2 separate regions of the Homo sapiens genome follow, and region 2 is linked to region 1. Evidence: chromatin loops called from intact Hi-C (ENCODE). Cell type or tissue: OCI-LY7. All regions are shown on one strand. Links, peaks and the distances in the headings refer to the core of each region. The heading gives the core; the rest is flanking DNA.

Region 1 (2,920 bases), core at 228-2,727:
CCTTTGAATTATCTCAAATCTATGGATCTCTTCTCGTCTCAGTAGGCTATCATGCTAGCTCAGGTGGCAATCATCCCTTGTGTGTATCCCACTAACAGACATCTTCCTCCCAACCATGTTTTTCCAGTCCTAACTTTCCAGTGGCTTGCCATCTCCCCTGTGATGATTTAGAAACTCTTTAACATTACTTATGAATCTTTTCCCACATGTCACCCACCTATTTCTGTAGTTCTACAGAAGTGAGGAAGATACACCCAGGAACCATATAATAGTAATCATGTCTCTCAGATGTCTGGAGTTTCTGGCAGTGTCCAAATATTATGTAATACAATTCTTTGGAAGAAGGCCAACTCAATTGTCTATCTTTTTTGTTTTTTTAATTCTTTTTAATATTTAATTTTTGTGGGTACAGAGTATGTGCATATACTGATGCAAAAATCCTCAACAAAATACTAGCAAACCAAATTCAACAATAACATTAGAAAGATTATTCATCATGACCAACTGGGATGTATCCCTAGGATGCAAGGATAGTTCAAAATATGCAAATCAACCAGTGCGATACACCATATCAACAGAATGAAAGATAAAATCCATATAATCATCTCAATGGATGCTAAAAAGGGTAGTGGCCAGCCCCACAGGGTCTGTGCGTTTTTCTCCACATGTGCAGAGATGAGAGATCATAGAAATAAAGACACAAGACAAAGAGATAAAAGAAAAGACAACTGGGCCCGGGGGACCACTACCACCAAGATGCGGAGACCAGTAGTGGCCCCGAATGCCTGGCTGCACTGTTATTTATTGGATACAAGGCAAAAGGGGCAGGGTAAAGAGTGTGAGTCATCTCCAATGATTGATAAGGTCACGTGAGTCACGTGTCCACCAGACAGGGGGCCCTTCCCTGTTTGGCAGCCAAGGCAGAGAGAGTACAGCTTATGCCATTATTTATTCTATGCTCTTTTCAGAAAGATCAAAGACTTTAATACTTTCACTAATTTTGCTACTGCTATCTAGAGGGCAGAGCCAGGTGCCCAGAGTAGAACATGAAAGTGAAACAGGAGCATGACCGCTGAAGCACAGCATCACAGGGAGATGGTTAGGCCTCCAGATAACTGTGGGTGGGCCTGACTGATGTCAGGCCCTCCACAAGAGTGGTGGAGCAGAGTCTTCTCTAAACTCCCCTGGGGAAAGGGAGACTCCCTTTCCTGGTCTGCTAAGTAGCAGGTGCTTTTCCTTGGCACTGATGCTACCGCTAGACCATGTCCACTTGGTAATGGGCATCTTCCCAGATGCTGGCATTACTGCTAGACCAAGGAGCCATCTAGTGGCCCTGTCTGGGCATGACAGAGGGCTCACACTCTCGTCTTCTGGTCACTTCTCACCATGCCCCTTCAGCTCCTATCTCTGTATGGCCTGGTTTTTCCTGGGTTATGATTGTAGAGTGAAGATTATTATAATATTGGAATAAAGAGTAATTGCTACAAATTAATGATTAATGATATTCATATATAATCATATCTATGATCTATATCTAGTATAACTCTTGTTATTTTATATATTTATCACACTGGAACAGCTCGTGCCCTCGGTCTCTTGCCTCAGGTGGCTTACCGCCCACAAAAAAGCATTTGATAAGATTCAACATCCCTTCATAATAAAACCTCTGAACAAACTGGGAATAGAAGAAACATGCCTCAACAGGTTAAAAGCTATATATGACAGACCTACAGCTAGTATCACACTGAATGGGGAAAAGCTGAAAGCCTTTTTTCCAATAGCTGGAACACAACAAAGATGCCCACTTTTACCAGGGTTTGCTAGTATTTTGATGAGGATTTTTGCATCAATATTCATCAGAAATATTGGACTGTAGTTTTCTGTGTTTTGATGTGTCTTCGGTTTTGGTATCAGGATAATATTTGCCTCATAGAATGAGTTTGGAAGTATTCCCTTCTCTATTTTTTTCACTTTTCCTGTTTTTCTATTGGAATTGTTTATCTTTTTTTAATTATACTTTAAGTTCTGGGATACATGTGCTGAACGTGCAGCTTTGTTCCATAGGTATAAGCGAGCTATGGTAGTTTGCTGCACCCATCAACCTGTCATCTACATTAGGTATTTCTCCTAATACTATCCCTCTCCCAGGCCCCCACCTACCAGCAGGCTCCAGTGTATGATGTTCCCCTCCCTTTGTCCATGTGTTCTCATTGTTCAACTCCCACTTATAAGTGAGAACATGCGGTGTTTGGTTTTCTGTTCTTGTGTTAGTTTGCTGCCTTCTCCTGCATTTTTCAGAACAGTTTGAGTAGGATTGATATTCTTCTTTAAATGTTTGGTAGAATTCAGCAGTGAAGCTGTCAGATCCTGGGCTTTTCTTTACTGAGAGACTTTAGTATAGCTTCAGTCTTGTGTCTTGCTATTGGTCTGTTCAGGTTTTGGATTTTGACCTCGTTCAATCTTGGTGGATCATATGTGTCTAGAAATTTGTCATTTTTTTTAGGTTTTCCAATTTATTGATATATAGGCCAGGTGTGGTGGCTCATGCCTGTAATCCTAGCACTTTGGGAGGCCAAGGTAGGTGGATTGCTTGAGCTCAGGTGTTTCTATTTAGGATAAAAGTAGTTTATACACCACAGTTAACAGCGTTATAATATTCTGTCTGTTCGTGTGTACTTATTATTACCTGTGAGTTTTAAAACTTCTGGTGATTATTTATTGCTCACTAATGTTCCTTTCTTTCTCAATGTTCTGTTCTTTCTTTAGCATTTCTTGTAGGAAAGGTCTGATATTGATGAAATCCCTCAGCTCTTGTCTGGGAAAGTATTCTTCCTTCATTTTTGAAGAATATTTTTGTGAGATAATATTCTAGGGTAAAAGGTATTTTTCCTTCAGCACTTTAAGTGTGTCATGCCACTGT
Region 2 (2,920 bases), core at 194-2,693, 290 kb before region 1:
GTGCATGATTTTTAGGTTTTGGATAAATATTACCAAATTACTCAACTACTAGCAGGAAAAGGTGATGTTCACTTCAATTTGAGGTCAAAAGTGTTGTGAGATCGGGATTCCTAGGATCCAGATCATAGACTCCAGCTCAGTCAAAGACCTGGAAGGCAAAGAACCTCTATGAGAGTAATGCCTTCATAAGGAGCCTTCGTTTGGACTCTTAAGGGGGTGTCGGCCCCATCAAAACTCCAGAGGCTGCTAGCCTTCCTCCTTCCAGAAAAGGGAATAACCACCGCGCCCATCCTAGCTGTGGCCCGAGGTTCGAGCGCCCAGGGCCGCAGGGACTAGTAGGGGCACGCGGTCTGCAGTGGCCTCCATCTTCCTGGTACCTCAGGAGGAAGAAACCCGCCCCGCTTTCCTCCAGACCTCACCGCCCGAATGACCCTCCAAGACCCTCTCAAGGCGCCCGCTGTGCTCCTTAATTCGGAGGCAGCCCCTCCACACCTGTGGGTAATTCTCATCAGGTGGGAGGAGGGACTGAGAAAAGAAATAAGACACAGAGACAAAGTATAGAGAAAGAAAAGTGGGCCCAGGGGACCGGCCCTCAGCATACAGAGGACCCGCACCTGCACCATTCTCTGAGTTCCCTCATTATTTATTGATTACCATTTTCACTATCTCAGCAAGATGAATGCGGTAGGAGGGCAGGGTCATAGTGAGGAGAAGGTCAACAAGAAAACGTGAGCAAAGGAATCTGTGTCACAAATAAGTTCAAGGGAAGGTACTATGCCTGGATGTGCACATAGTCCAGATTTATGTTTCTCTCCACCCAAACATCTCAGTGGAGTAAAGAATAATAAAGCAGCATTGCTGCCAACATGTCTTGCCTCCCACCACAGGGCGGTTTTTCTCCTATCTCAGAATTGAACAAATGTACAATCGAGTATTATACCGAGACATTCAGTTCCCGGGGCAGGCAGGAGACAGTGGCCTTCCTCTTATCTCAACTGCAAGAGCCTTTCCTCTTTTACTAATCCTCCTCAGCACAGATACTTCAGGGTGTCGGGCTGGGGGATGGTCAGGTCTTTCCCATCCCATGAGACCATATTTCAGACTATCACATGGGGAGAAACCTTGAACCATACCCAGCTTTCCAGGGCAGAGGTCCCTGCGGCTTTCCACAGTGCATTGTGCCCCTGGTCTATAGAGACTGGCGATGAATTTTACCAAGCATACTGCCTGTAAACATTTTGTTAACAAGGCACATCCTCCACAGCCCTAGAGCCGTTAAACCTTGATTCCATACAACACATGTTTCTGTGAGCTCAAGGTTGGGGCAAAGTTACAGATTAACAGCATCTCAGGGCAAAGCAATTGTTCAGGGTACAGGTCAAAATGGAGTTTCTTATGTCTTCCTTTCTACATAGACACAGTAACAGTCTGATCGCTCTTTCTTTTCCCTACAACCTCACAGCCCAAATGACCCTCCAAGACCCTCTGGAGGCACCCGCAGTGCTCCTTAATTTGCAGCTCTACAGAATGAGACCAGCGTGGCAGCCCCCTTTCAGGACAGCTCCCGAGACGAGACGCGAGAGCAGCCCCTAAATCTCACCCAGCAAAGCCGTTTCTTCCTAACCGGGCTGGGGAGTGCCGCGCGCTGCCAGCAGATGGCGACAGAGGATTAGCCTGCGGAAACCGGGTAAGGGGAGGGCGGAGCTGAGGTGAGAACCCACATCCCTCATGCCCAGTGGCAGCAGGACGTGGAAATGGTTTGCCCAGCCCTCACTTCTCTTGGACAGAGCTTGAGCCTTCTGGGAAACTGCTTTTCCCTGGCTGAGTGATTAGCGGGGGTGTTAAGTTGGGAAGCTGGACGTTCACTTCCATGTGCTCCTCTGAGAACCATCTGTTGGTCTGATGGTGCTAGATCTGAAGCTGGTGAGCCTCTTGGGGCGGCCTCAAGGGCTAACAAGATCTCAAATGCCCTTCTCTCCATCATTTGTGGTATCCTGGATTATTGTGAAAATGTATAGGGATTCCTGGGGAAGAGTTAAGGATTAAAATATAAAGGTTTAAATATAAATAACTTTATATATATATGTTTTTTCTTGTAAACCAATATGTTATATAGTAGGAAGTTTAATTCCTTAACTTTGGTTTTTCTCCCTAGCCTTTTTATAGCCAACAAGAGCAAAAGCACACTGCAATGTCCAAACGAATTGCAGGCGTTTTCTGCTCCCTGAAGCCTGGGAATTAATTTATATACTCAGTCCCTTTTCCCTTGGCTGGCCATTGAAGTAGTTGAACCACAGGATTGGACTGTCCAGAATCATTAGCCAGAGTTCACTGTGAGTGGACGTCTTTTAGTTCTGCTTCAACGCTATAACCAACCTTTACCAAAAGCAACAACAAAACAAAAAACTGCAGAAACCAATGAGTTCTGTTCACAAAGGATGGCTCCTCATGTCATCACACCGGCAAGGAATGGACGAGCCTCTGATTTTTCTCTTCTTGGCTGACTTTACAAGGTTGGATGCAGTCCATGAGGATCATGCAGCAAAGACAGAAAGTGCTGGAGAAGCCCAACCTGCAGGGCCTCACCTTTAGCTGGTTTGTGTGGTTCCACTTCATGTAGCTGTTGGAACACCAGTCTCTCTAATGTGCTCTATGGGATAGCTGTTACCTTCCACTAATTTATGTCTAATACCTATAAACCTAAAGTATCTTTTTAAAAATTTTATTCCGTCTTTTTGGAGGAAATTTTTGTGCATGCCAGATATAGTGTCAAGCATTGGGATTGCTAAGATGAACGTAACATTGTCCTCACCACCCATTAAGTCACAATCTAGTAGATGAGTAAAAGTAAAAAAAAAAATTAAAAAAAGAGTTATAACCATAATACAGAAGTGAACAGGTTGCAGTGGTAGCACAGAGA

What was found. A loop is a pair of places that touch in the nucleus more often than their neighbours do. Peaks named below come from ENCODE experiments on the same cell type or tissue, not always from the same donor. Only the 100,000 strongest peaks of a DNase experiment are listed, where the experiment ranks them.
Region 2: a loop joins it to region 1, with 5 times the contacts of the local background. A loop is called at or near these places in 4 of 110 quality-filtered maps.

Annotation. Positions count from the first base shown.
Region 1 is chr11:58,849,026-58,851,945 of GRCh38, reverse strand. It overlaps a transcript of GLYATL2 not described here. Among named protein-coding and RNA genes, the nearest start is that of GLYATL2, 5.8 kb to the right of the region's middle. In OCI-LY7, for the core only: a CTCF peak has its summit at 1,346 (motif pointing left); DNase peaks (open chromatin) are centred at 1,045 and 1,315.
Region 2 is chr11:59,134,824-59,137,743 of GRCh38, reverse strand. FAM111A-DT (FAM111A divergent transcript) reads left to right here. Exons shown (of 4, transcript NR_110184.1): 3 at 1,463-1,687; 4 at 2,156-2,920. Among named protein-coding and RNA genes, the nearest start is that of FAM111A-DT, 6.5 kb to the left of the region's middle. In OCI-LY7, for the core only: a CTCF peak has its summit at 1,649 (motif pointing right); a DNase peak (open chromatin) is centred at 1,683.